Regions from separate parts of the Mus musculus genome. Here all the other regions are linked to region 5. Evidence: chromatin loops called from intact Hi-C (ENCODE). Cell type or tissue: left cerebral cortex. All regions are shown on one strand. Links, peaks and the distances in the headings refer to the core of each region. The heading gives the core; the rest is flanking DNA. Region 1 has its middle 26 kb from the start of Fry. Region 2 overlaps Fry (FRY microtubule binding protein). Region 3 overlaps Fry (FRY microtubule binding protein). Region 4 overlaps Fry (FRY microtubule binding protein). Region 5 has its middle 38 kb from the start of Gm52797.

Region 1 (6,084 bases), core at 360-5,359, 65 kb before region 5:
GAACAAAACTTGCAGCTAAAAACAACTTTTACTGGGAAGAAAAGGACAGTGCAAGTCCCCAAACATATGAGCAGCTAAAATAATTTTAACTCTTCTTTCTTTGTCTTCTTAACCCTATCTCTGAAGTAGGAAACACATTTCTTTTGAGAAGCAAATACAATTTTAGGGTTTTTTTTTTCCCTTAATAGAAAACAAAAAAAAATTTCACAGAGTTTAAGAAAGACAAGCTGTTCTCACTGGTGGCCCTTTTGAAGACTCAGTACATGTGAGTTTGGCCTCTCTGAAATGGACAAGATCCTGGCCCGATGTTCCTTTCTGAAGCGACACCTGATCGTCCCTGTGGCTACCAGGTGGAGACACTCAGCAGGCTCTTGCATGTAACTGGGTCACTCTGTCACCGAGCTACTGCCACTTTTCCTGAGATTGGATAAACTATGTTTTCAAGCCCAACTGTGTAAGCCACATTCTCAGAGGGAAGAGGGAGTCTACAAGGGGATACAGAAATAAAGCAGAATTAAGACCAAGAAGCAAATTTTCCCCTGGGCCCCGCTCTGCAAATAATTTATTTTAAAGGATGAAGATTATATCTCAAGGGGCTGGAGAGATGGCTCAACAGTTAAGGGCACTAGCTACTCTTGCAGAAGACCCAGGTTCAATTCCCAGCACCCACATGGCACAGAGTCTGCCAATCCCGGGGCAATTTGAGAGAAGCAAAGCAAGGACCCGTGGAGTGGCCTGATGATGGACTGCCCCTCCCCCTCCCCCTCCCCCTTCCCCTCCCCAGGAACCAGAACTCAGAAAACTTCTGCCAGGTAGCAAAACACAACATTTCTTTCTTTCTTTTTATTTTTTATTTTTATTTTTCGGGACAGGGTTTCTCTGTGTAGCTCTGGCTGTCCTGGAACTCACTCTGTAGACCAGGCTGGCCTCGAACTCAGAAATCTGTCTGCCTCTGCCTCCCAAGTGCTGGGATTAAAGGTGTGCATCACCACTGCCCGGCAGCATTTCTTAAGATTGATCCTTTATCAGAATATGCCTTGGGAACTTGAAGGATAAATAGTGTTTAGGCTTTGTTGATACAGTAAGGAGCAAATTTAATTTCAAATATATTTATAGTCATAGTTATTTCCATAACAGCATCTGCTAGGGCAGTGGTCTTCCACCTGTGGGTCTCAACCTCTCTGGGATCATATGTCAGACATCCTGCATATCAGTTATTTACATTACAATTCATGACAGTAGCAAAGTTACAGTTCTGAAATAGAAAGGAAAATAATTTTCTGGTTGGGGAATCATCACTGTTGGCATTCAGACTTGGGAAGAACAGCTGAGGTGCATATTTACGTACCAAAGAGGACCTGGCCTCCAGGTTCTCCCAGCGTCGGGTCCCTCAGTCCCTACCTATTTGTTACAGGATATGCTGGCATACCCCACCCTCTGTCCTGAATTTTACACCCCAGGGGCTGGGCTTCTCCCCACTCCCCAGAGACATTTTGGTGGCTGCCTCTCTCTTCTCCATCTGTGAGCACGCTTTCTCTCTTTCTCTTTTCCTTCCCCTGTCTCCCTCTGCATGGCTTCACTCAGCCCCTCCTGTGTGGTCAGTGAACTTGCCTGAGAGGTGCCCCAAATAAACCTGCCTTTATACTTTAATTTGGCTTGAATTGGCTCACTTATCAACCACAAAAGGAGGAACTGAATTATGGGATTGCAGCCTTGGAAATGTCGAGAACCACTGTGCTGGGGCCTGGTACTCAGTGGGTAGGACTACACACGATCTCATCCCTTGTCTGCAATATCATGATGGAGCTGCAAACGGGGGTGGGGGGAAGGGACAGGTCCATCGACTAGTTATGAATGCAGAACTTGGAAAAACCAATACTACCTCTGAAATAGGCAGTTGAAAGAAGACTCAGGTAAACATCACTGACATAGGTGAAGGCTCAGTCACTTCCCTGAAAGACACCACATCTCACTATGATGTCTTGGCAAACCCTGGCTAGCAAAGTCACATTGCCACCATAAAAATATTCTGAGTCTGATGTAATCCACATGAGCCTGACACACAACTGAGTGGGGATAACCAGATTATAAGACAAATATATATATATATATATATATATGTATATATATATATATGTAAATATATATATATATTTCTATACATAATTATGGGTATATGTATATATTCCCTTGCATAATTATGGACACACACACACACACATGAGCTTGAGGTACATTCCTTATACTGTTCACCTCCCTACCCCTGCATCCCAGAGCCTGTTTTTTCTTCTGAAGCAGCCAAGTGTACTCTTTCCCTGCCAGGCTTAGCAGTGGGCCATGGTTCCTTCCAATCAGAGTGGATGATATGAGCCAAGGCCAACTGACACCCCAGTAGCTTTCAGGGACCAGAGGTTTTATATATATATACATATATATGTGTATATATATATATACACACACATACATACATACATACATACATATGAATTAAAGAGATTATATTTCCCTTCTGTTAGGGAAGAGAATGCACACACCTTTGAATACTTCAGGAGTTTGTGCTCTGGACAGAGTGGAAACTCCCCAGCAGAGAAACAGGTGTTTGCCCAGGACATAGGTCCCTACCAGGGAGCGGTCAGCCAGGCGGGGCTGTGCCCAGCTTCGCGGACACTGCACAGGGCCCAGGCAGTGTTCATCATCCCCTTTCGATTTGCTTTTCTTACTACAGTATCTGCCTGGGTAGAGTACCAACAAATAGCAAACGGGTTGCTCTCCTACTATTTCCTCTTACTTGACTTCCCTTTCTGAGGCTGAAGAACAGTTGAAGGGCGGCCCCTTGGTCCTCCATCCCAGGCTCCAGAAGTCCTCTGCCCCACGGGTTCCCAGTTGTATCTACAGTCTATTCACTTGTGTAATGAATACAGCCAGGGTCTGAAAGCCAAGTTAACAGTGAGGCCAATAAGCCCCTTCCCCAGGCGACTGCACTGTCTACCCGTGGAGGAGGTCCGCCTTTCTCCTGTGATCATTCTCAGACTTCTGAGTTCCCCAATGGGTGAGGAGCCGAACATTCTGGAAGGGGAGCTGCTCACCTCTTCTTCAAATCATACTCATAGTCTCTGCAGCTGCATATGGTGACACCTAGTGGCGGCAATTAGCACAGAAGGAGAGAGATGCTTGAAGCCATTGACCCACCTAACATCACCAGCCTGTCTTATTGGATCTTAGTCCACCTTCCTTACGACAGACATCGTCCTCAAAAGGCTGAATGACTACTGCGGGGTTTCTTACTGCCTTTTACATCTGATAACCATACTGTGATACGGCTGCACAATAAAATTAGATCTTCAAAGAAATCTCCTTGAGTCTAACTTTTTCATTACAAGGGACGATGCAGTACGCAGAAATCACAGAAATGTCTTCCAAAGATGCCCCACCGCAGCCTCCTAACCTCTGGGAAGCATCACCCCTGGCTGACATCAGTCATCAGAAGTGAACTTCAACCTGGAACCATCCGGGTGGGCCTCCAAAGACAGACAGTGCCCTCTGCCGGGGAAAGACATGCAAGGCCCCGGGGCAGCGGGGAGGGGAGGGGAGGGGTGGGGAGGGGAGGGGGGCGGGGCAGCGGGGCGGCGGGGGTGGCCGATTTGGTATGCCCCTGTGCTGTCATGGTGAAGGTGCCATGAGAGAAGGAAGAAATGCCTCTCAGATACCAAACAGTACTTTCTCAAACTAGTTTGTATTGAAGGGGCAAGCCCCAGAGTGGTGGTGTTTTGAGATGGGGCCTGTGGAGGGTCACTAGGATTAGATGACGTCATGGGGTGGAGCCCGGGGTCTCAGAATTACTGCCCTCAGAAAGAAGAGCCTGCAGGAATCTTCTTCTACATGTTTCTCTCTGTGTTACGTGACTAGACAGTGACACAGTCGTCATCTACCTTGATAATACCTAACTAGGCTGGCACACTTCAGAGTGGCCAGAAAATAATTGTTTATTGTGTAAGACACGTAGCCCGCGGTTGATACTTGGTTACAACATCCAAAGTGATAGCCAATAACAGGAACCACCTCTTGTAAGTACTGGCAGTACTTGGTGTGAGCCAGGAAACAGCCTTCCCAGAGCCTCTAGGGAAGAGTTCAGGTTGGTCAAGGCCTTGGTTCTGACCTTGAGCAAAGGGTCAGGCTTCCCACTGTGTGAGTACACAGTGTTGCCCAACGGTAGAAAAGCAGTACAGGCGGTTATCAAATTACACACACAAACACACACACACACCACTTTTCCCTGGTGCTAACCTCAGCTCTCTGTTGCATCCTCTCCTTCCTAGTTATTCCAGGGCCTGCCCACTCACCCACCTCGAGCCTTCCCTGCCTTTCATCTGGACTTCATTCAGTCTCCTCAGTGGAGTCCTGCCCTTTTCTCCAAACATAGGCAATTCTGCCAGACCTTCTCCATACCATAGAAGACAGAGTTCTGTACTCTAGAAAGATATTTCTAGCAAGGACATGCTCACTAGCCCGGGGTACTAGGCATTTGTTTGTGTGTTTGTTTAGTTTTTTTTGGTTTTATTTATTTTTCTCCATTCTAGCTATATTATTTGAGGAAATTTTATCCTGCTATTATTAGGTAAGACGCTCTTTCCTCTGTGATATGGCATTTATGGCCAGAGTGGTTGGCAGCACAGATGTCACAAAGCATCTCCGCTTGCATCTCCATTGCAATATTGACTTACATTACCCTTGTATCAGGAAGAAGAATTTACTCATCTACTGGAATCTGAGACTGTCTGAGTGACTTGTTATTGTAGGGCATGGGGACTGTGCCACCAGAGGAACTAGCATGGAACACGTGAGGTTGGGCATGTCCAAACTCCAGAAATCTCAAAAGCTGAGATTAGAATCTCACCCTGAGACCAGCAGGAGTGTGGTAGCTCCCTCCCTGTTCCATGTTTGCCTGGGAGCAAGGAACCAGGCAAGCCTCAACCAGGTGATCACAAGTAATCAGTCAAATCGCTCAGCGCCTGAACTCTTCCACGTGCAGATGAGGCATCTCAGTACCCGTAGCCTTCAGCCAATGACCTTTTTCTTCCCTGGATATTCTCACACCTTTCTCCAAACTATATAACCCTCGGTTCACCCTGAATGGAGTGTATGTGTTCAAACCTACCCCCATAAAGAAATATGAGCAAGCTAAGACTGTCTTAGAGAGCTGCTTCATTAAAGATCATCAGAGAAGGCCTTCTCTTTCCTCTCACAGAGAGATGACTTTAGCACTGGGAAGAAGCGATGTGTCCCGGGCACTCATTCCCAACCAGACTGGGATCCTGCTCAACCTAGACTGCCTCCCCCACCAGCCTAGCTGAGAGTGGCATCTGACCTGCTAGAGGCAGAGGGGGACTGCAGACCCCACCCCTTGGGACTTACACAAGCGGCACCATAGCCATAACTAATGGGACACAAGCAAAGGCCACGTTAGGGCAGAACAACTTTTTCTCTTGCTTCTGGCAACCTTGGTCACTCCATGGACAAATCAGTTCAGCATCATGAGGTTAGATATCTATGGAGACAGCCCTGATGCCTTCATTGCATGCTGAGGTTTCAAGAATGTGAAAAACAGCTTTATGTCCAAGCCAAGGTCACGCGTGCATGCACACACGCGCGCACACACACACACTCATACACAATACACACCTACTCAAACACATACACAACACACACTCATACATATACACAACACACACATTCTCACACACACACTCATACAATACACATATATGCAAGCACTCACATACACAGACACATTCATGCACACATATTTACTCATACACCTATACACAACACATACTCTTACACAAACAACACACATACACGCACAAACATACACTCACATACACACACAAGTATGGGATCGTGGTACTGTGGAGACAGAAGCAATTACTGCCGAGACCTGGGACTCACAAGTCAGACTGCATTTGAACCTGGAGTTCATTTTCACACCACTTAGTCCAAAATACATAAGGCCTTAGATTTGGTTTTGAGTGACTCTTGACTGAGAAGGTCCTCAAGTAGTGTCCTGATAGAGGGACACTGCTTTGT
Region 2 (6,084 bases), core at 421-5,420, 180 kb before region 5:
AAGGAAGCAAGCAAGGAAGGAAACAAGGAAGGAAGCAAGCAAAGGAGGTAGGAAAGAGAAAGAGGAAGAGAAACGGGCTAGGGAGGGCAGGCAGAAAGATTCTTGACTTGAATGTGTTACAGTTCTCTCCTTTAATGCTTATTGTCTGACACCTCTGAGCTAGGTGCAGGCTCCACAAGATCAGGCACACAGTAGGTACTCAGGAGCGATGCTGAGCACATTAATTGCTTAGGAGTGGGAAGTCCTGATGTGGAGGTGGTTAAGCAGAAGCCCCACACACCCTTGTGCGCCCACTCGGAGGACGTCACTGAGAGGCATCTCAGAGTGAACACGGTCAGAATGTGTAATTAATATCAATTCATTTCTCCCGTTGAATAACAGGCACTTCTCATAGAAAAGGCCTGCAGTTATACATCTATTCTTTTACTCTTAATCCACAGCTAACAAGGAGAGGTAGAAAAAGGCAGGCTGCTTACGTAACTCAGTACGTCAATACGATGAGGCAGTGGCTAAAATTTTACTTTTTCATTTAAAAATAGATGCAACTATTTTTTTTTTTACTGTGAAAAGTTCCATATAACACAAACATGTTATTTTAGGATACAGCCAACCTGCAGATCTATTTCCAGTTAAAGTCTAATTTCTTTTATAATGGTCTCCTTTTTTGTTGTTTTTTTTAAAGAAAGAAGATTATCTATGGTGTTTCCTTTAATACTTCATTTGGTGCTATATTTAGCATATACAAGAATTAAACAATGACTCAATTTGTGGTATTCTATGAAACTCACATAAAGGGGCCTGAAGAAATTACTCAGTGGTTAAGAGCACCGGCTGTTCTTACAGAGAACCTGGGTTCAATTCCTAGCACCCACAACCACCTGTAACTTCAGTTTTAGGGGATTTGGCACCCTCTTCTGGCCTCCTCATGTACTGCACACACATGGAACACACACACACACATACACACACACACACACACACACACACACACACACACACGAGGGCAAAGCATCCATACACATTAGAAAAAAAAAGAAAAAAATGAAAAACATGAATAAAGATGAGAAACCAACCAATCAACAACCAACCAACAGCCTAACCTTGAATGATAGCAATTAATGCATTTGCTAATGAAATGAACATCTTATAATTTGAGTTATTTCTTTTTTTAAAAGATAATATATATATATATATATATATATATATATATATATATATATATATATATATATATATATATAAATACACTCCAGATACAGCAGAAGAGGGCATCAGATCCCATTACAAATGGCTGTGAGCCACCATGTGATTGCTGGGAATTGAACTCAGGACCTCTGAAGAGCAGCCAGTGCTCTTAACTGCTAAGCCATCCCTCCAGCCCATCTCTTTTCTTTTCTTGTCTTGTCTTTTCTTTTCTTTTCTTTTCTTTTCTCTCTTCTCCTCTCTTTTTTCTCTTTTCTCTCTCTCTCTCCCCGCTTCCTCCCTCCCTCTCTCTCTCCCTCCCTCCCTTTCTCTCCCCCCATTTTTTTTTTGGCTTTTCAAGACAGGGTTTCTTTGTGTCACCCAGGCTGTCCTGGAACTCACTCTGTAGTCCAGGCTAGCCTCTCAGTGGCAGCAATCCTTCTGCTCCAGTAACCTGAGATTTGGGGCGATGGCTTGAGCTAACACACTTAGCATGACATTGTTTCTCAACTTGTTCGGAGCCTGCCTAGCCAAGGACAGTCATTTGACAATATGCAGTAGTATGCATTATTCATAAAAACTAAGAGAAGTACAAACATTTATTTTTTGTTATTTTAACATACCAAACTTTCCATGTGATAACATGAGAGAACTTTACTAGTATAATTACAAATATACTGAGATTTTTCATAGTCTGATGAGTCAGCAAATATACATATTGATCTCTTCTTTTCAAGATCATTTCTAAGTATGCATGAACTAAGGACCAGATAATTGCAGCTTTATCCAGTTTAATGCAAAAATATTCACTACTCAATTAAATGAAACTATTTCTTTTTTTTTTTTTTTTAAGATTTATTTATTTATTTATTTACTTATTATATGTAAGTACACTGTAGCTGTCCTCAGACACTCCGGAAGAGGGAGTCAGATCTTGCTACGGATGGTTGTGAGCCACCATGTGGTTGCTGGGATTTGAACTCCTGACCTTTGGAAGAGCAGTCGGGTGCTCTTACCCACTGAGCCATCTCACCAGCCCAAATGAAACTATTTCTAAAATACATCATTCCTCCTTTCCCTAGTGACTCAGGAACCACAAGATCATAATAGATTTTTTTAAAAGTATATTTGAGACCCAAGCACAATGGCCTGCAGTGCCTGAGGTAGCCAGGAGAGGGCGTCAGATCCCCTGGAACTGGAGTTACAAGTGGTTGTGAGCTACCTTGTGCTGGGAACTGAACTCAGCTCCTCTGTACCTCTGACCAGCTCTCTAGCCCCTGTCATTTAGTGTAGCCTTCATCTGGTGCTCCTCTGTGACTGTCTGTCATTCACCTTGATACTTCTCCCTCATGTCAGTACCTTGCCCTCCAGACAGTCCCACCTCCATTTTCTAACGTTGAGGTTTTCCTGTGTGAGAAAGCAGACAACTCCTTTGCTGGAAAGATGGATCAGAGAGAAGGAAAACTCAACACAAGCCATGTTGGGGGGTGGTGACTCTACTTTCTATGGTCTTATGGTTTTACCTGGCTTAGGTGAAGTTGCTGTATTAGGAAAACGCTTTGGAGGGGCCAGCGAGATGGTTTTGGAAATAAAGGTGCTTGCTGCCAAGCCTGAGGACCAGAGTTTACTTCTCAGGACTTGACAGTGGAGAGAACTGACTCTTGCCAATTGTTTGTGCCTCCTAATAGAAGGATGATGATGATGATAATGATGATGACGACAACGACGAAGACATAAAAAGTTTGATAAATTATGCACTTCCATGGTGTGAGGAAATTTCATTTGTCTTTTTTTCTTTTCTTTTTACTGTTCCTTAAACAATACAGCGTGTCAACTATTTCCACAGCATTCATATGGTATCAGGGGTTATGGGTTACCCAGAGTGACCTAACTGTATGTCGGAAGAGCAAAGCTTATGTGGAAAGACTGCATATGCTGTTTGCATGGACATGAGCATCCCAGACTTTGGTATCCATGGGAACAAGGGGTGAGGCAGGGATATGGGCTGGCTTGATCTTACTCAGGTCTTAAACACAGAGCCGTAGCTGCTTCGAGTTCATACGGGCAACAGCCCTTCCGTGTCCAGCAAACATTTTCACAGCAGGCAAACACTACCTCTGGTCCTTAACCATCTTTCTGCTCTCTCTTCCCTGATGCTTCCTAGGCCTTAGAGACACGGAGTATGAGATGGCTGTCTTAGAGAGAGAATGCCATAGTATCTTACTCTGTACACTGATCAGTTGAGAGTCCCTGTATTATTGACATCTACTGCAAAAAGTAGCTTCTCTAATGGGGGTTGAGGAATGCACTAACTTAATGGTCATGAAGAATTCCATCCCTTGAAGACAGACCTCCCTCTCCCTCTCCCTCTCCCTCTCCCTCTCCCCAACCCCCCCCCCCCCCGACTGCACTTCACGGGGACTGGGGCATCATTCGCCATAAGCTGTTTCCTTGGCCTGAATTCCCACCATGTCCTTAGTTGCTTGTACCTGATCTAGCCATTCAGGCTTTTGACTGGATTGCCTCTGAGTTGAACGGAATGAAGCCTGGCAGGTAGGGTGTGACCGTGTCTGGAATGAGTTTATCAGTGCTCACAGTCTAACATGGCACTGTTCTAGCCTGCTAAGTATCACAGGGCCAGATAAATTTAGCAAGGAGAATTTCCCCCCTGACTTGTTTCCATGACAATGTCTGGGACATTTTTAGCTCAGTTGAATTAAGCAAGGTCTGTAGTGAAAGGGACATTGTAGAATGGAATTTTCCCACTTACGAGTGAGAGCCTGTAAGTAACTATCTGGTCCTGGCGGACTGAAAAGCAAAACAAAACTAAACTAAAAGATGTCTTTGGAATATTTGAGAAGAGAGAAAGTAATTTGGTCACACACATTTTTTTTTTCTTTCTTAGAAACAGTGGCCCGAAATGAAGGGATGTGGTGGGATCTGGTCCAACTGCCAAGATGGAAGAGGCAGTTTGGACCTGTTTTGAGGGAGACTCTAGTTGGCTTCACACTCTGCACATGCTTCTGTAAGTTAGAGGCTCTGTAAGTTAGAGGCTTCTGTACGTTAGAGGCTCAAGGGCGCCGGCACTCACTCACTTGGCTTGGGCCAGCACTCCGATGACCTCAGCATACAGATCAGCCACAATGTGCATATTGCCAGTGTTGGGACCCAGGTACCTGAGTGGGACAGAAGCAGACAAGTTAGGGGTCTGGTGCCCAGAAAAGATCAATGAGCTAAATTAGAAGTTAGCGTTCTACGTTGTCAATACTCTAAGGAGGGAAATCGCCTTACCCTTCTTTGTATTTAAAGTGCTTGAAAGCCAAGTTAATAATATCATGTATTAAGCTGTCAATTACAGGATGAAGGGGGATCTGGAAAAAAAAAGATGACATTGAATTTGGAAGAGATTATTAAACAACCTGTCTATAATAGTCACTCCAACAATGACACATGGCCTATTGTAATCAATAAACAGGGTCCACATTGCCCAGTAATTCATAAGCCATACATTCAGACTTTTAAAACGTAGTCAGTCTTACAAAGTGTAAATAGAAAGTGATAGTAAATGAATCACTCACCTGTTTCAAGACTTCTATTAACACTAAAGAAAAGATGAAATCAATGGCAAGGTCCCGTCTCTCCATTAAATAGTCTCGCTGCTGTTCATCACTGTGAAGGTTAAAACGAAGGTACTTTTAGGGTGAAGTGGACCATCTCATCAGAAGACTGCTCCCAGTCCCCACCCTGGACCACCCTGCTCTGACAAGATCATGTGTTACCCTGGACCACCATGCTATGACGAGATCATGTGTTACCGCACAGGAAGGTTGCTGCTTTCATTATGGCTCAACGGGCAAATACTGCCAGAATATTTGATTTTAAAAAAATGCCAACCATATAGCCATCTGTGGGTGCAGAACCTCATTCTGTGAACTTTCCTATAGTCCCCCTGCAGCCCAGGAATGCGACTGTTGATAAAATAAGATTCATATGTGAGACAGAGCTTCCAGGGTGGGGGTGTGTGTTCAAAGGATCTTGGGACTTAAGGTAGCGATGTAATTAACAGATTTCACAAAGGATCCTGGGTAACGAGAAGCTGGAAGCATTTGACAGAGGAAGTGATATGACAGGAATGGAAGGAAGGGAGGAAGGAAGGAAGGAAGGAAGGAAGGAAGGAAGGAAGGAAGGAAGGAAGGAAAAAAGGGAGGGAGGGAGGGAGGGAGGAGGAAGGGTAAAGTGGAGTATTTGTATTCATTGTAAAGGCATGCCAAGGGAAATGTGCATCTCCTTGCCTGCTTTCTGCTGGGTACTGACCTTGACCCTCAATGGGTGGGATGGCCATGGTGTGGAAATGTCCTGACTTAAACTATGCCTCTTCTACCTTTCCCAATGATGAGAGGGAAATGCTAATGATACAGATTGACTGTCTCTTCTCTGAAATGCTGGGGGATGTCTTCTCACTTTGGAGTATTTGTACATGTAACATCTTGGGGATGAGATCCAAATCTAAGCACAAAATTCCTTATGTCTCATGAATACTCTCTGATGGTGATTAGCATGGGTCGAGCATACTGCTCTCTGTGTCGCCTGCATCTGTGGTGTGAGATCAGCCGTGGGGTCATCTACTTTTGACCTTCCTGTCACATCAGACATTTATTTATTTATTTATTTATTTAGGAGCACTTCAGTTTGGGGATTTTTTTTTTTCAAGAGAGATGGTCAACTTTACTTGAATGAAGGTTTGAAGTGGTCAGGCATCTATAGTACTTAGTGTAATCTCCTAAACACATAGAGGGTCCATACTTGTTGAGGCTAACAGGATACACACTCCCTTGGAAGGTATTTTCAGAATAAGCCAAAGGAATTTAAAGCATGAGATGCTTTTGTTGTGTGTCTAGGAAT
Region 3 (6,084 bases), core at 692-5,691, 200 kb before region 5:
AGGGGAGACTTAAGAGCGTCACAAGAGTTTCCTCTGTTCTGTTGTGATTGGGGCTGACCCAGGCAGGCCCTTATCTGTGCTACAGAGGTTTTACGGCTGGGCTTTGTAGCCTTGGAGGAATCAGTTAAACTTCATCTCTCAGTTTACTTCCTAGAGGCCAAAGGCATTCAACATATCCACGGACTGTTGTGAAGCAAAAGAATAGGCTGTGTGGAGAAGCAATCCCTTTCTAAGAGGTCAGGATGTATGAAGGATCGTTGCGGGCTGTTTACGCGATTACTACGCCTGAGGGGGCCGCTGCAGACATACGGGCGTTACCTGGGCGATGAACTGGATAATCTTCACAAAGATATTCAGAGGCATATCCCTGGGTACCACGCCGCGGGACCCTTTGGGGAAAAGCGTGGTGGTGATGGTTATGAGTCGGCTGCAAGATAAGGGCAGGCGAAAAAGAGAAAACAAGCAAGGTTGGCTGAGATCTAGTTGTCAGGGGATGATGCAAATTTCATCTTAGTATCAGAGGACAAAGAACAAACAAACAAACAAACAAACAGAAAACAAACAAACAACCCCCCCCCAAAAAAAAACCAAACCAAACCAACTCATCCCTTTCCATTGGCACAATTACTCTTAGGAAGAGGTTCTATTTTTTCTTTTCTTTTTCTTTTTTGGAAAACCCAGGGCAGCTAGAAAAATAATAGACAGCTATTTCTTTCCTTAAAGTGCTGCATGCTGCACAGAAGCAGACCCTGTGCAGACCCTGTCCCAGAGGAGGCTGCTAAAGACCTACTGCTAAGACAGTGGTGAAGTTCTGGCTCTGAGCAGGTTTTAGCCAGGCCAGGTCGGGAAGCCATAAAAGAGAACCCCGGGCATGGTGTGGTGGCTGAGCACGCCTGACTCTAGCGCCCTGCAAGGGCACCCGGCTCACCCTGCGTGTGCCCAGCTCACCTGTCATGCTCGCTCACGCCCACCCGGCCTTACCTCTGAGTGGCCGTGTTGCTTTCACATTTGATTCGAATCATGTAAACCCACAGTAATCTGTAGAGAGATTCCAAGGCAACGCGAGCCATTTTGGGGTCTTTATTCTGTAACAGAATGCAAACTGTAAGGTTACTAGTTGAATGCACACTATGTAGGAGGGTCTTTCCTAAGCGTGGGGAGGGCCAACCGGGTTGGAGGCAGGCACATACAAGGCATATGTCACCATCTGGGTCACCTGAACCATCTGCCTCCTGGTGTTCACTGGATAAATAACCCATGGTTATGATCATGATAGTGAGACAGGGGAATGTCACAGGAAGCCCTCGCTCTGTCTTTTGCCAAAATGGAAATTCAGGAGGTGCCAGGCAACCAGTATAATGGCATAGCATTTACAGAAGAGTTGGATGGTCTTCCCATGATAGATGATGTCTTTTCATGCAGTTATTGTTCTGATTTTTCTATTCTCCATTGCATCTGAATTACTCTTGAATACTTAGTGAGACTAAGATATACTACATACTATACTAAAACCTAGACATGGAGAAAAAATATTTTAAGTTTTTTTTTTTTTTAATTTAATGTATGAGTATCTTTGAGTACACTTGTGTGCCAGAAGGGGGCCCAAGATCTCATTACAGATGGTTGTGAGCCACCACGTGGTTGCTAGGAATTGAACTCAGGACCTCTGGAAGAACAGGCAGTGCTCTTAACCACGTGAGCTATCTCTCTAGCCCTAGCTCCTGTTTCTTAAGGTAGGATAGGAGAGTATTTGTATCTTTATCTTTTCCCAGTTTGTTTCATTACTAATATTACTAGGTTATACTATACACTATCGAAATATATAATAAATACAGCAAATATTAATAAGAAAATTAACTAATACTGATATGGTAATAGTAATTATTGCATATTATTATTTATTACTATGTATCTGTATCTGCTCCTAGCTTATTTTATTTATTTATTCATTGTTCTATTTGTCCACCCAAATGTGAATACAATAGTAATTTAATTAATATAGTCATAATACATTTTAATAACTGGCACATCTACTTTCCACTGTCCATGACTTTTTAAGTACTTCCACCGTCAGACCCAGCTGTAGTACGCCCAGCTGTAGTACGCCTGTACATTTACGCAGACTCCACACCCTGGTTGACTTAGGCCATAGGACTGGACCTGGTCACATCACAGAGAAGAATGCACATCAATGGTCCCTGCAGCATCCAGCAATGGGAAATAGATAGAAAAAAATGCCATAAATAATAAATAGGATTTCTTCTCAGCCATAAAGAGGTGCAAAGCTAAGTTAACTGTAGGCAAACAGGAGCGATTGGAGATAACCAAATTGAGAGGATTAAGCCAGTCCCAGAAAGGCAATGTTACATGTTCTTGTTCATATTTGTGATCCTAAGTTTTATGTAGTCACATAAAGCTTGTGAATATTAAATAAAAGTAGAAGTGAAATTACCTGGGAGACAGAGGGGATTGATAAGGAATAAGGGGAAGGGGAAAAGTGGGTAGGAGGAATGGGGTGTGCATGGGAAGTATAACTCAAAATACAGTATATACCTATAAGAAAATTTAAAGAAAAAAAGAAATTGCACAATAGGGTTTATGGGTGTAGCTTCTGGATTAAATGCCGGCCCATAGTACTCAACGCTTAAATCTAGTACCCAGCACCAGATTTTAAAAAACAATAAGAGCAACAGATATATTAATATTTAAAGGCAAATTTTTTTTACAAAAGTTTTTCATATTCTCGAATGCTTACCCTTCTATGTAAATGTTACATGTACTTGTCTAGCTTAAAGTGGGGTGGGATCCAGTTTTTGAGAAGTGCCTGTTTATATACAATTTAAAAATTTTTTGCATGCTAATGATCTGATTTGTACAATGCTTTGATTTGTTAAATTGGGTTGTAACTAATGAAGTTACATGTATATTCTCCTTTCATTTAACCAGACTATGCAGTCTGACCCACATCAGCAACTGTCTGTCTCTGGTGTTCTTGCTTAATGATGAAAAGCAGCCTCTGAACTCAGCTGGTGTGGGTATGAATCTACCTGCCTCTAGTCTCAGTGGGTCCATCTCTCCCTTACAAAGTTCCCTTTTCAGTGTGTCTAGTGCACAGTTAAGTCACCTGAAATTCTCGCATAAACCAGTGCTCAAACTGTGAACCATGAAAGCCTATATCTTCTCAACCTGACTGCGGACTGAGATCTCCAGTTCCAGTGGCTTTTCTCAATGCCTTTTGGGTTAATTTCAACTTAAAAAAATGGTATGTGTATAAACGTTAGCCTGCATATATGTAAGGGTACCACATGGGTGCAATACCTGCAGAAACCAGAAGAGGGCATCGAATACCCAAACTGCCATTAGAGATGGTTGTGAGTTGCCCTGTGGGTGCTGGGAATTGAACTCAGGACCTTCAGAAGAGCAGTGAGTGCTCTTAACCACTGAGCCATCTCTCTAGCCCCTATCTGTTCATTCTTTAGGAACAGTATTTTCTATTGTACTAAACAAATATTCTGATTGTTCCTAAAATTTGAACAGCAACGTGGTTGGCTTAAATTTGTATTTGTTCTGCCCAGAGAGTAGGTAGTGGTATCTGACTTTGCCATTTCAGGATGCTATCAGTGATGCCTGCATCCAGCCTGTCTCCTCTCTTTTAATCTCTGTACAGTCAAATAATACCCCAAGAATACAAGAAATAAGTTACGTTTTGTATTTAAAGCCCTCCTGAGGCATATGAACTTGAGGGGCATTATGGATCTGCCCACCAGGACCACTTCTGCCCCCACCTCATGGTAAGGCACCCTTCATATCATAGCATCCTTCTGCAACTCCCTAAATTGCCCTAGCAAACTCTACGAGGAAGATCCTGCCTGGCCAGCAAGCCCCAGATACCACCCTTCTTACATATAACCCACTCTTTCCATTCCTTCCATGGGACCTGCAGATGCTCTTAACCATCCAGCCAGCTCAGTAAGGGAATTTCTTGACCTCTAAGGTTTCTTTATTTCCTTTAAAAAAAAATCTGGGCCTCACTGGGACATTATTTTATTGTTATTGTTCAAGAAAAGAGAATTTAGGCTAGAGAAGTGGCTCAGGGGTTAAGAGCACTGGCTACTCTTCCAGAGGTCCTGAGTTCAATTCCCAGTGATCACACAGTGGCTCACAAACATCTGTAATGGGATCTGATGCCCTCTTCTGGTGTGACAGCGACAGTGTGCTCACATACATGAAATAAATAAATAAATAAATAAATCTTTTTTTTTTTTTTTTTTTTTAAGAAAAAGAAAAGAGAATTTGAAATGGTTCCAACTAGACAGCTTGGAGCATAAAAAATCAGCATGCAGTAATCAGTGCAATGAACATGACTTTCTGAAAGTACCAGTAACTTTTCAAAGCCTGTCCCCTCGTTTCCAGTTAAGTGTTGTATGATTGACACAAACGTAGGCATCAATTGTATACTCTCTTCCTCTCTCTCTCTACCTCTTGCTCTCAGGATATCCAGACTCTAACCTAAGACACAACAGACAGAAATCACTGACCAGGAGTGACTGAAGGATGATACCTCAATGACAAGGAACTGAAAGTCCCCATCACTCCACAGTGATAAATATGGGTGACTACGTTAACTAAGTATAAATACCAAAGACTTCCTGCCTGTGCTCCCAAGGCAGCCTGCTCCTCCCAGCCTGTCCTGTCTCATGCTGTAGACAGACTAAGGCATCAATGTTAAATGGGTGGGTTTACTTTGAGAACATGCGACTGTGTGCACAGCTCTCTTCCTCACACAAGTCACTCTGACCCTCATCAGCTTGGCTCTGCAGAACATACCAGCGGAAGCTACCAGGGTAACATGGAGGATGCAAATGCTGGGCTCCTCACCCTGAAGCATCTGGGGGAGTAGGGGAGAAGATTATGAAGGGGGTACATGCGGTAGGGTCTGGTCCCTTCTCAAATGGAATTGTGTAACAGAAAATAAAAACCCCCGAAGCTATTTAAGGTAAAGTTTATATTCGAAGCCAAGTTTTCTTCAGGCATCTCCTCCCTATTGAATGTGTAAGATGGGGGTTAGAATGTGTTCTATGTATTAATGACATTAGGAACAGTCACATCTAATTCGTACTGGGCTCAGATTTAAACATAAACGATATGACTTTATTCTGCTTGGAATTCATCAAGCAATTTTTGAATATCCTTTTCCATTAGGGCATTGGCTTCTAGCAGTTTACCATCCATATAGATAACCTAGCATTTATTTATGAATTTAGAATCAGGGTCTTGTTATGTATCACAGGCTGGCTTAAAGATATATATAGTTCAGGCTGTGATATAGAACAAGACCCTGTTATTAAATGAAATAACAGGGTCTTTTACTTTTATTCATTTTATAAATGAAAGAAGTCAAGATGGGAAGGTGGGAAGCAAGGAGGCTGGGAAGATGGCAAGTCTCTTGCTTCAGGCTTCCTAATTCTGGGATCACAGGTGCCCATTCTCATACCTGGATTTCATTACATTTTAAAGATTCATACTTTAAGTGTGTATGTGTGAGCATGGGTGCAGGTGCCCATGCAGGCCAGAAGAGGGTGTCAGATCTCATGAGCTGCAGTTACAGGTGGTTATGGGCTACTCACTGAGTCCAATCCTTGCCCTTATCTTGGCTAACAAGTTGCTCTTCCATGTTTCCTGGGATACAAGACTTCTACAAAATTCAACCCAGAGCTCTTCACAGATGAAGTCTGTCCAGGGCTCACATTTGACACAGGGTTCTTCCCCTGTGCATCCCACTCCGTGACAGCAACAGTGGGCATGGTGCACACCCTGGAGATTGGAACTGGAGTTTGGAACGTGTTCCAGTCTGTGTAGCACTGATCCCACAGGTTCATCCTGATCTTACAGCTTCTAGTTTTAGAACCTTCTATCGTGAAATGCCTGTGTAGGGAAACATTGTCTGAGCCTACACTTGTGTCTTTCCAGGGGCAGCTTATAACCCTTTACTTGTTTTTTTTTTTTTTTTTCTGCCAAGCTTTTACAGGAGCACTAAAGAATATTCTAATTTTGAAATCATTAATTTTCAGAGTAAGCTGCCCT
Region 4 (6,084 bases), core at 746-5,745, 260 kb before region 5:
TCTGCCCTTGACTCTGGCCAGTATCAATCAGGAGGAAGTAGGACTTCTTCCAAACAGAAAGATCGATTTCCCAGCTGTGTGGTTTAAAGGGCTGGCGATTTTTCAACAGCAGCCGTCTGGAGCAGCAGCCGGACGCCCAGCACCCCCATTACCTGGTCGTCAGAAACTCGATGAGCTTGCTGGCCTTCTCGTCCGTTTCAGTGGCTGCTTCGACATCTTCCACCTCTTGGGTCATCTGTGGGAGGTTCCCGCTGCTGCCCCCCAGACTGATGCTGGAGGAGGTGGAACTGGAGTTGAGGCCAGAGTCTGGCACTGGGGATGACTGATCCTCTCTCAGGAAGTCAAAGCCGCCTAGTGGGACGAGAAGGCAAAGGAAGAAAGGGCTAAGGTGCCAGCAAGGTTGCAGGGGCTTGGAGGTAGGTATGAATAAGGTGACATTAAAGAACACTTGAGGGTGCTGGAGAGATGGCTCAGTGGTTAAGAGCACTGGCTGCTCTTCCAAAGGTCCTGAGTTCAAATCCCAGCAACCACATGGTGGCTCACAATGATCTGTAATGGGATCCGATGCCTTCTTCTGGTGTGTCTGAAGACAGCTACAGTGTACTCACATACATAAAATAAATAAATAAGTCTTTAAAAACAAAACAAAAACCACTTGATTTGGACTGAGGCTATGAGGTTATGTCGTCATGATCAATAGCGATCACTTTTCTTTTTTGTTTTTTTTCAAGACAGGGTTTCTCTGTGTAGCCCCAGATGACCTTGAACTCACAGAGATCCTCCAGTTTCTGCCTCCTGAGTGCTGGGATTAAAGGCGTGCACCACCACTGCCTGGCACAAATGTTTTTTCTTTGCTTATGATAGGCCTCAGAGGCACTGCTGCGCACACCAGTGTCTGGCACCATGGGGAGAGATGCTGTATCTCACATTGGGGTTTGGCTGGCTGTTGTGGCAAAGGGGTGGTACATATATGTATTATACATACACTGGCCTGACCAATAAATAACCGAGCTACCAAAGGTCAGTCACCAACTATACTGTCAGGAAATTAGTCTCAAGTATTGGACAATTTAAAATGACTTCTTTAAGAAATATTAACCAATGGCTGCTTGTAAGTTATATTTAACGTTTTTGAGTAAATGTGGCTATGAGCTTGATTAAGTGTGTATCTAATATGTGTGTGTGTGTGTGTGTGTGTGTATGAACATACAATGTGTACATACATGCATATATGTATTTGGTGCTTGGGATTAGACCCATGGCCTCATGTGTGCTAAGTGTATATTCTATCATTGATCTATACCCTAACCTTATATTAGCATCTTTTAATGAGCTATATCACATGGTATTCAAAGACTTATAAGAGAATACTGTTCTTTTCATTATATATTTAACACTGAATATCTTTAGTTATACTGTGGTTTAAAAATGTATACATACAACTACCTCCCTTTTCTCTATTTTTAAAATTTGTGTTCTGTCAGATTTCAGTAAAACATAGTCTCCATAAAGCAAAAACCCCTTCAGGGTAATAAGAAAGCACAAGAGAGACACCTGCATGCTTGCCCTGTCCTGCTCAGGCGGGGGGCAGGAGGGGGGCGAGGAGCATAGTCACCTTATTTCACAACTTCATCCTTCCGTGTAAATACATCAATAGGAACATACTCACAGGGCAGTGGATAAAAGGTTTATGAAAAATGCACTTTAAGATACTCAGCCATGAAAAGGTGCTTTGGAGGCATGTTACACGAAACATTTTATCATGCAGAAAGTTGAGCATAACATCATGAACTGCACAGCTTCCTGCACTTGCTACACAGCTTCAATTCTCCTCTTACCAGTGTAGAGATACTCCGGCTGGTAAGCTGGCTGCATGGTTAGTGTCTTCGCTTCCCCCATCTCGCGGGTCTGCAGGAGTACAGAGGCAATGGCGTGAAAGTTACTGTTGCAAGAGAGGGCGATGAGGAGGTGAAGCAGCAGCTTTTTGCTGTGCTCGAAGACTTCTGGCCGATAATGGTCCAAACCTGGAACAGAGGGCATAGTCTCTTAATATAAACAGCTGCTAAAGCTCACTGAGATTCTGTGGATAGCGAAGACTCTGGGATGCTGGGAGAAATCAACATAAAGAAGTTGGGCTTATGGAAAAATAAGATACTTTGTGACTTAAATGAAGTGCTTGAATAAATGTTGACAGGTGACCTTTTCTTGACCTCTCTGTGGGTTTCTTTTATCTCTTCCCCCATCTGCTATTAAAATGTTGTTGTTGTTGTTTATTTGTTTAATAGAAACATGTCTTTGTGAGCTCTGTCTTGCTGGGAAGTGCAGGCTGGTTTTGAGTTTGAGATCCTCGGTCAGCCGTTGAGTGGTGGGATCACAGATACACGTGTGTCACCACACCAGGCTCTCTAACTTAACAGACGTTCTAGATGGTTCCCCTCCACTTCTTGCCTGACACTTGGACATCTCAAGCTAGCTGCTAAGCCTGCCACATTCCCTGTTATGTCTCTTTTTGCTTTGACAAGGCTTCATGGCTTTCCATCTGTTTCCTCAGCCAAAGACCCCTAAATAAGTCCACACTATTTTGGGTGTCTTGAAAGATGCATCATTAATACGTTTAGATTATAGATATGCCAGTTTTGCACGATAACTGATGACCTGGAACGTTACATATGATAGAAATGAACACCGAAAGGAACTGAGGAGGGAAAGGGCTCACTTCAGAGTGTAACCTATGTGTAACGAAACACATGCCTAGGTGACAGGGCCTCTCTGTGTACCCTGCTGTCCTGGAACTCACTCTGTAGACCAGGCTGGCCTCGAACTCACAGAGCTCTGCCTGCCTCTGCCTCCTGAGTGCTGGGATTAAAAGATGTTCACCAGCACTGCCCAGACCTCTGCATGTTTATCATCCTGTTGGTTAGAATCCCCCTTAGAGCCAGTCTTACCCAAAAAGACAGCATGAAGTAACAATGGAAGATGAAGAGCCCAGTCTTCCCTCACGCTGTGATCCACCACCATCTCAGTCATAAAGATCACAGCAATATTACACCTGCCCATCAAAACAGAAAAATGAGCATGAACGTCTACAGAGGATGAAAATACACCAACAGGTCAAGTCACAATTCAATGCTGCATAGGATCACTAAAAAAATGATAGAAATATTTATACAAGGGAGAGAGACTCTTTAAGATTTATTTAATTTTACTCTGCATATAAGAGTGTCTAAATGTGAACTTCATGCATGCAGTACTCATGGAGGCCAGAAGAGGGCACTGGGTTCCCCCTGGAACAGGATTTAGCAGCAGCTGCCAGGTGGGTGCTGGCCATAAAATCCAGGCCTTCTGTGAAGCCATCTCTCCAGCTCCCCAGAGACAACACAGAGCCCCACTACAGGAAATATCCATAAATCTTATCACAGAACCGTGAATCTTCTAGCAACAAGAACTTAAGAAAAAGGAGACATCGAGGTTGAGCCCACTCGTATACATTGCGTGGTGCCGTCTAACAAGCAGCATTGAATTAAGTCTCACGATCTTATAGAGTTAAAATTCGGAGGGTCATAGGCTGAGATTTCGCTAAACTGCTAATGTTCTAGAAGCTGGTCGGCAAGGTCACACGGATTCAAAAAGGGCCTCCTTTGTGAGACCTGGCAAAAGTCCCCGTCTCACTGATAGAGAAGTCTGGTCAAGGCTCCCGTCTCCCTTTGCTTATGCATGCTGCTCACCTGTGCAGCGGCCCCCTCGGAGTGATGGTCTCTGGGAGGTAGTCGACCAAGGGGGCCCAGCATCCTCCACTGCACGGCATGGGTAAGGGCTGTGGCTGCTTGGCTTCCGTAATACTTAACAACCAGCCGGTGTAGGGAGAGATGGGATCATCTGCAGGGTGAGGAGGACATGGCTGCTTTACTTTCTGGGGAAAAGACTTATGTTTACCATAGTCCGTGCTTTTAGGAAAAATCTTGTAAGTGCATGCTTGCCAGAATGTCGGCTCAGTATGTGTGGATTGCACCATCAACTGGGTTAGAATTAGTTGATTATGTAATTACTTGATAAATTATTACTTAACGATTTGTAGTTCTTCATTATAGAGCAAAGAAAAATACATTTTAAAATGTTCAATCGGGCTGGTGAGATGGCTCAGTGGGTAAGAGCACCCGACTGCTCTTCCGAAGGTTCGGAGTTCAAATCCCAGCAACCACATGGTGGCTCACAACCATCCATAACAAGATCTGACTCCCTCTTCTGGATTGTCTGAAGACAGCTACAGTGTACTTACATATAATAAATAAATGAATCTTTAAAAAAAAAATGTTCAATCATGGGGCTGGAGAGATGTCTCAGTGGTTAAGAGCACTGGCTGCTCTTCCAGAGGTCTGAAGTTCAATTCCCAGCATCCACATGGTGGCTCACAACCATCTGTAATGAGATCTGATGCCCTCTTCTGGTGTGCATGAAGACAGAGACAGTGTACTCACATATATAAAATAAATAAATAATAATTTATATAAAAAATGTTCAATTATGATTTCCACTGCAGAGAAATGCAATTCTGTATTTCAAGCTAACATAGAGCAAGAGACCTAGGGTCATTCTGCAACAACACAAGGGACTGACCCAGACAGTTACCACATCAGGCACTGTCCTGTGTACTTTTTACCTCAAGAGTCTAGTCATGGCTATCTACTACGAGCACCCCCATTTTATGCTGAGGAAACTGACATTTCAACACATTTGGAGAGATCTGCCTGTAAACACACCCCTTGTATCCATCTGACCACGTGTCCGAGCTCTGTCACTTTTCTCTGTGTCTGGTCCACTCTCCTGTTACCATGGTTACTGTTCTCTGTGTCTGGTCCACTTTCCTCTGTTACCATGGTTCCTTACTGCCATCTTGCTTCTACTATACACACACCCCGTGTTCTACAGAGAGCCATCTTTGGAAAAACTGGCCATGTGTCTTTCCTTGTCCACTGTCCAGAGGTTCCCTTAAGGAAGCCTGCAGCCCACAAAATGACCTGAGGAGTCAAGGCTACCGAGCTCCTCTTTTATGGCTAACTGCCTCCCATGCCCCCACTGTTCCCTCCACCCCAGGCACGATGTCTACCTTGCTGTTCTGTACATGGCTAGACAAGACTTGGTCTAGTCTCAGGAACTTCTTTTCTACTGTTCCTCTGACTGGAATGTTCTTCTAGTCTCTCTTTTAACCTCACCCAGTGCTCTGTCACAAGAGCATAGTAGAGAATACTTTATTTATTTATTTATTTATTTATGGCTGTTTTGAGAAATCAAAAGAAATGATGTGCGGGTGTTGAGGTTTATCCTTTTGCTATCTATTGGAATGCTAAGTGTGAGCTCCTGACACCTGGTTGTCCCAGAGATGAGAGAGCCCGCAAGTACACCTTCTCCCCAAGTTATTTCAGAGTGGTAAATCAAGATGCCAACAGCCAATACCTGGGAAGAAGAGTCATATGTGGGGTTTAGGTTTCCCAGGCTTGGGGGTCAGAGAGGGACCACGAGGGAGATGAAGGTAAGGGAGGAGGAAGGAGAAGCCGCCATGGGGTAGGTGAGCCATAAGAACATGGCCCTGAGGGCTGGCTGGCTGGAGCTAAGAGCATCCCAGACGGACACAGTAAGCAATGACTCGGGGTTATCGATAGGAAAGTAGATTCTAACAGCACGGAGGGTAGGCAGCAGTCCAGCTTTTGTACAGTTTAAGGGTTGTTGTAAATATAAAGGTTGTGTGTGTGGTTTTAATCTGGGAACTAAATGGTCAAAGGCAGGGTAGAAACCCCAGGTCAAGATTAAATATTTCTACATCTAAGGGTGCTTTGCTCAAACCTTGAGATGCCACCTGCCCATGAGGTGTCATCATGCTTTGGGACTGGGATCCCTAGAACACCTTGCCTTTGGAAAGATAGCAGCATTTAAACCAGCACTGGGCTCCCTAAGCCAACCTCTGCAAGGCAGGGCAGGATTTAAGTCCATACCCTGCACCCTGAGCATAGGGACACACTTCAGAGCAGCTGGCTGGCTGAGGGCTTTCTCTCCTCACCACAGAGAAGTGGGTGTTGCTCCACCATGTTT
Region 5 (6,084 bases), core at 683-5,682:
CCTGGCCATGGGTAGCTCACATCCCTCTATAGAGCACTTCTCTGTGCCTCAGCGTTCTCGGCCCTGCGGACAGTCTCCTGTCTTCCCCTCCCCCGCCCGTGCCGAGCCTTACTGTACTGTGTGTGATCTTCTGTTACAAAAATCCGATCTTATCTCTGCTGTGCTTGAAACACTCTGTCACCTCCCACAGAAATGCCAATAAAGCCACCTTCTTTCCATGGCCTGTCTGGCTCTGGAACCAATTCTTGCCTCACCCCTGATATTGCTTACTCCTGGAAAGAGCCCACGCAAAAACCACTCTATAGGTATCAAGCGGTGAATATTATTGTTATCGTTGTTCTGAGGCAGGACTTTGCTATTTAGCTCATGCTGGCCTCAAACGAATGATCCTCCTGCCTCAACTTCTTAAGTACTGGGGTTACAAGTATGTGCCACCATACCTGACCATACCTGAAAGTTACCACAATCTGTTTTAATTTTTCCCCTACATAAACATCTACCCCAAACACTGATCTGTCCCTCTTGTCTTTTCTTTACCTCAGAGCTTCACAGAATGTCTACATGATGGGAGAACTGAGTGTTTTTTTTAAAAGCAGATTTTAAAATTTAAAACATGTAACGGATTTTTACCACTTATAAGTGGTACAGCTACATCTTTACAGAATTATTTTATGTTTAAATTGTGTATGTGTGTGTGTGTAATTGCAAGGTCTATAGAGGTCAGAAGAGGGTATCTGATCCTGGACCTTAAGTTACAGGAAATGATAATACACCCAACACAGGCATTGAGAACTGAACTTGGGACCTCTGGAAGTAAATGATTCAAAGAAGCATTCACCCTTTCTGAGGGTGAAATTTGGGGGATGGAGGCATAGATCATAGACAGCGAGGCTTTATGGGTTATGGACAAGGACAGTGGTTTGGTTGCAGCATTCAAAGCTTCTGAACTGGGTGGGGTTGTGGGTAGGACATACAAGGTCAGTGCAGGGGTCAACTTAAGGTCTGGCCCTTACCCACACGTGCAAAGTGTTTTTTTTCCTTCTGCTCGGCCTATCACATATGAATCAGTGTCATCTCTCTTTCTTTCTCCCTCCTTTCTCTGGCTCTTCTGATTAGATCTAGAATACCTCAGAATACTTTTCACTCATCGGTGGATACTGAGTTTCAGTCTGGAAATGTGGAAAGACAGCTGGAGATAGAGGTTGGTGATGGCTATAAAATAAAGTGAATCTATTTGGTTTCACTGGCCTGGGGGCTCGAGAGGTGCTTCTGCAGTTACAAAAGTGAACTGCTGGCTGTCGAGATGGCTGAGAGGTTAAGAGCACTGACTGCTCTTCCGAAGGTACTGAGTTCAAATCCTAGCAACCACAGGGTAGCTTACAACCATCTGTAATGAGATCTGATGCCCTCTTCTGGTGTGTCTGAAGTCACCTACATTGTACTTATTGTATAATAATAAATAAAATTTAAAAAATGTTTTAAAAAAAAGAAAAGAAAGTGAACTTCTCTTCCAGCAAAAGTTACCCATGAAACTGGAGGAACCACGTCATTTACAGGGAGAAAGACATATTTGGAAAAAAAAAATAACAAAACAAAACCCTCCAAAACAACAATAAAAACACTCCTTATGCCTACTCTTTCCTTACAGTGTCCAAACAATTAAAGATTTAGGTCAGTTATTCCAATATATATTGGGATGGAATTATACATGTTGGGCAGAGTTATCTGATTTTAGTTTAATCAGTAGTATTAACAAAGACTCTGTCAGCCTTGTTCAAAGAATTCAGGGATAAGCTGGGCAGTGGTGGCACATGGCTTTAATCCCAGCACTTGGGAGGCAGAGGCAGGTGTATCTCTGAGTTTGAGGCCAGCCTGGTCTACAGAGTGAGTTCCAGGACAGCCAGGGCTACACAGAGAAACCCTGTCTTGAAAAAAATGGAAAAAAAAAAAAGAATTCAGGGATAAAATGGGACAATGGATCCATATAAGCCAGAGGAGGGACCCAAGTCATATGACCATGCATTCAGACTGACTCTTTTGAGGCCTGTGACTGCATCCGGGTTGGTGGTAGGGAAGAAACAAGAAGGGAGAGAAAGTGGAAGGACTCAACGGTTGTTTCAATTCAGTTCATTTTCTTTTTAATTCTTTAGATTTACTGATTTTATGTCTATGATTTTTCTTGCATGTGTCCATGCATCATGTGCGTGTAGTATCTACAGATTCCAGAAGAGGGTGTCGGATCTCCTGGAATTAGAGTGACAGCTGGTTGTGAGCTGTCATGTGGGTGCCGGGAATTGAACCTGGGTTCTCTGCTAGAGCAGCCAGTGCTTTTAATTACTGAGCAATCTCTCCAGTCTCAGTTCATTTTATGAAATTTTCATTTTGAGGTTTTAAGATCACAACATTTGCAATAAGAAAGTTTCTTCTATCAGTATTGAGCCTGGATTTTAATTTTTGTATTAACACACATACACACGCACACACACAAATCTGTGTTGCTATTTACACAGATTTATTGACTTCACCTTATGATGCAAACCACCTGATGATATTTATTTACAGGATCATAATGAGAAATTACATGTATAAGGCTGGTTTGTTTGCATATGATACTCAGACTCCCTAAATGATGCTTAAGATTCAAACTCGAGTCATTCACATTCAAACGTTTGCTAAAAAACCAAATTCCAGATGCTGGAAAAGATAGGTCACATATTAACGTTATATTCTATCCCTTCAAAAATATCTGCTCAGGACAAGATAGCATTTTTTTTTTTAAAGAAATACTGCTTTAAAATGTTCCTTTTATTTTTTGAGATTATAATATGACCACACCACTTCCATCTTCCCTTTTTCCGTTCCAAATCCTCTCATAAACCCCACCCCCTCCCCCTTGCTCTTTTTCAATTTCATGGCATCTTTTTTCATTAAGGGCGCTGTGTGGATGCAGACAACTGCGTGCCTCTAGCTCCCTCTGGTGCTCGCTTCGTATCTTTACCGTCATTACCGACTGCATCTATAGCCATTTGGAAATGAGCCTTGTGAGAAACCACTAATGTGTCTAAAGAGGAATGTCTCAAACAACCAGCCTGGATGCTAACCATGCCCACACGTGGAACTGGATCCGGTGTCATGTGGAGTGGCAAACATTTGGGCTCAAAAAGGAAATCTCTGGAATTCTATATAGTGCTTATTTTGTGGGAAACTTCCATGAAGAGCTACTGGTGATTTACAAGAGCTTATATTTAAGGAAAGCACACAATTATTAAACTTACCATTAAAAAGGTTGAATAGCTGGGCATGCGCGGGCGCGCGTGGCACGTGCGCATACACACACACACACACACACACACACACACACACACACACACACTACTGTAATTCCTGAGGAAGGCTGAGACCCTATCTCTAAATAAAGAAGATTTACTGTCCAAAGTGCCATTAGCCTGGTTTCACGCCTCAGGAATGAAAAGTTGCTCCTTTAATTGGCATGGATTTAGAACTGACTTTAGAGTTCCTGTGTAGGAGTCAAACAAACTGGAAGTATTAAAAAGCTAACTGGAATTCAGCAAATATTCTAAAGCACAGAAACGAAGGTATCAAGAAAATATGACTCAAATGAGTTCTGTGGAAGGGAAGGGAGAATGATTCTGAGTAGTGTGTGTGTGTGTGTGTGTGTGTGTGTGTGTGTGTGTGTGTGTGAAACAAATGCACACAAAATACATTGTAGGCTGGGCTGGAGAGATGGCTCAGTGGTTAAGAGCACTGGCTGCTCTTCCAGAGGACCCAGGTTCAAATCCCAGCACCCACAAGGCAGCTCACAACTATCTATAACTCCAGTTCTAGGGGAATCTTCTGGTCTCCATGGGCACTGTGCACACACAATACACACACCTATATGCAGATAAAACATCTATGTGCATTTTATTTTATTTTTAAAATTAAAATCTTAAAAAATACATTGTATGAAATTCTCAGAGAGATAATAAAAATGAACAGAAAAAAGACACACACACTAATTTGCCTCCATATAAGGCAGAATTACATTCTGTAATTTATCTCTTAATTTTATCTTTTTGTTGTTGTCGTTGTTCTTTTGGTCATGAGAGGGAATTTCTCTTATAATAAGAAAAAACAAACAAACCAAACTTTAAGAAATAAACATTGGTGAAGGAGAATGGCCTCACCCTGTGCACATTTGTTAAATATATGAAAAGGAAACCAGGGCAAGCCATTCTGTTTTGTTTTCAAATCCTTTTGATCAGTCAGTTTTTAAACCTCTAGCCTCATTCCTGGAAACCTCGCAAGCTGCCTTTTGATTCTTGCAGGTCCTAGCCCCTCAAAAGAGCTTCTCCAAAAAAAAAAAAAAAAAAAAAAAAATCTACATTTTATGTAATCTGGTCCATCTGCCTAGCAACAGGAGAGTGTTTCCAAAAAAAAAAAAAAAGCCACCAAGGAAACCACACAGTAGCCTCTGGGGATGCTCAAGGGGGGTGGGGGTGGGGAGGGGACAGGCCACCAAGATAAGACTGCTCTCAATACAAAATCCCAGATGGAGAAAGTAAGACAAGGAATGTTATAGATTTTTCTCAAACGAAACTCTGTAATTACAGTCTCAAGAGTGTCACATGGTTAAGATGCCATAAATAGTCCTTCAAGGACAAATAAACAAAAAAATTCTTTACTCTGGTCAATGGGTTTGGCCTTACCCACACCCTTAGGGAAGGGGTGTAGCTTGGCTTAGGAGTCAGAGGGGTTGTAGTTACACGGGTTAACTCAGACTGGATCCCGCCACTGGGCCTGCTTCCTATTTCACTGGCACCAGTCAAAAGTAGAGAGGACTCGAAAAACAAAAACAAAACAAAACAAAAAGTAGAGTGGAAGGGGGCAGGCTAGGGCAGAGACCAGAAAAGCACCCATGCCTTTTGTTTCTGTTAACACCTACTTGGAGTTTATGGCTGCCACACAACCCCATGAGTAAGGACAATGAAGCCAGGGAGACCTATCAGATCACCAGCCACAGTCCAGCCCTCTTCACGGATGCAGACCACAAACACGGAACTCTGAAAAACTCAATCAGGGCCTAGAGAGATGGCTCAGCGGTTAAAAGCGCTGACTGCTCTTCCAAAGGTCCTGAGTTCAAGTCCCAGCAACCACATGGTGGCTCACAACCACACCTAATGAGACCTGATGACCCCTTCTGGTGTATCTGAAGATGGCTACAGTGTACTTAGAAATAAATCTTTAGGGCCGACCCAGAAGAGCTCAGGAACATGGTAGCAAGCAACTACTTCAGGACAGGTATCAGAGAGGCAGCCCGAGAGGAGTGAATTATATAGAGAAGACAGCCACCGGAAGCCTGAAGGTTAGCTTAGAACAAGTGGCAAGTGATATCAATTAGCACCCTTGTGGTCTTATCCCAAGCTGTGGAGAGAAGGGTGACCAGAGCATTGAACTGAAGAGAAAATCTGCAACAATGTAACTAGCAGGCTGCAACAGCCTATTGTGAGCCCAGCAAGTTTTGCTTCTAGCCTGGACTACACTTCTCAAAATAACATAGAATAAAGACTGCCCTAAAACGCCCAGGATCTAGTCAAGCATGGCTGAATGGTCACGGTACCTCGTTTCACTTTCCCAAGTCCTGTGGAGTTTATTTATTACTCTTCTGATTTAGTGTTTGTTGCTAAGAGAAAATATCATCCAAAATCAACTCAGGGAGGAAAGGGAGAGATGCCAGGAAAGGGGGGGGGGGGGGGACTTAAGCAGAGACCATGGAGGAACACTGCTTACTGACTTATTTCCTCTGATTTGTTTAGCTACCCAGGACCACCTGCCTAGGGATAGGACCACCCACAGTGGGCTGGACCCTCACACATCAGTCATAAATCAAGAAAATGTCCCATAGATTTGCCCACATGTCCATCTGATGGAGGCAATTCTTCAGTTGATGTCCCCTCTTCTTGATAGGATAAATGGAGATACAAGATCAGCCGACCCAATTTCTCTAGCCAAATTCACTAGATACATACTGGCATATTTCTAGCTTTATAAACACACATTGCAATATCCACATTAGAAGTTGGT

Evidence for each region. Hi-C counts contacts between places; a loop is a spot of excess contacts. Peaks named below come from ENCODE experiments on the same cell type or tissue, not always from the same donor. Only the 100,000 strongest peaks of a DNase experiment are listed, where the experiment ranks them.
Region 1: a loop joins it to region 5, with 4 times the contacts of the local background. A loop is called at or near these places in 10 of 42 quality-filtered maps.
Region 2: a loop joins it to region 5, with 4 times the contacts of the local background. A loop is called at or near these places in 2 of 42 quality-filtered maps.
Region 3: a loop joins it to region 5, with 2.0 times the contacts of the local background. A loop is called at or near these places in 7 of 42 quality-filtered maps.
Region 4: a loop joins it to region 5, with 9 times the contacts of the local background. A loop is called at or near these places in 18 of 42 quality-filtered maps.

What each region holds. Positions count from the first base shown.
Region 1 is chr5:150,230,404-150,236,487 of GRCm38, reverse strand. It overlaps a transcript of Fry not described here. Among named protein-coding and RNA genes, the nearest start is that of Fry, 26 kb to the left of the region's middle. In left cerebral cortex, for the core only: a CTCF peak has its summit at 3,145 (motif pointing left); DNase peaks (open chromatin) are centred at 3,115 and 3,480; H3K4me3 peaks cover 301 bases.
Region 2 is chr5:150,344,320-150,350,403 of GRCm38, reverse strand. Fry (FRY microtubule binding protein) reads right to left here. Exons shown (of 61, transcript NM_172887.2): 5 at 4,761-4,851; 6 at 4,474-4,553; 7 at 4,278-4,358. Among named protein-coding and RNA genes, the nearest start is that of Gm36299, 60 kb to the left of the region's middle. In left cerebral cortex, for the core only: CTCF peaks have their summits at 859 and 2,357 (motif pointing right); a DNase peak (open chromatin) is centred at 3,879; H3K27ac peaks cover 2,170 bases.
Region 3 is chr5:150,364,470-150,370,553 of GRCm38, reverse strand. Fry (FRY microtubule binding protein) reads right to left here. Exons shown (of 61, transcript NM_172887.2): 12 at 982-1,085; 13 at 319-427. Among named protein-coding and RNA genes, the nearest start is that of Gm36299, 40 kb to the left of the region's middle. In left cerebral cortex, for the core only: CTCF peaks have their summits at 1,583 (motif pointing right), 3,329 (motif pointing right), 4,160 (motif pointing left) and 5,581 (motif pointing right); no DNase peak of the experiment used is centred there.
Region 4 is chr5:150,423,993-150,430,076 of GRCm38, reverse strand. Fry (FRY microtubule binding protein) reads right to left here. Exons shown (of 61, transcript NM_172887.2): 37 at 3,726-3,876; 38 at 2,946-3,049; 39 at 1,839-2,024; 40 at 153-351. Among named protein-coding and RNA genes, the nearest start is that of Gm36299, 19 kb to the right of the region's middle. In left cerebral cortex, for the core only: a CTCF peak has its summit at 3,247 (motif pointing right); a DNase peak (open chromatin) is centred at 3,276.
Region 5 is chr5:150,165,808-150,171,891 of GRCm38, reverse strand. It overlaps a transcript of Fry not described here. Among named protein-coding and RNA genes, the nearest start is that of Gm52797, 38 kb to the right of the region's middle. In left cerebral cortex, for the core only: CTCF peaks have their summits at 2,224 (motif pointing right) and 2,987 (motif pointing left); DNase peaks (open chromatin) are centred at 3,015 and 4,290; H3K27ac peaks cover 1,335 bases.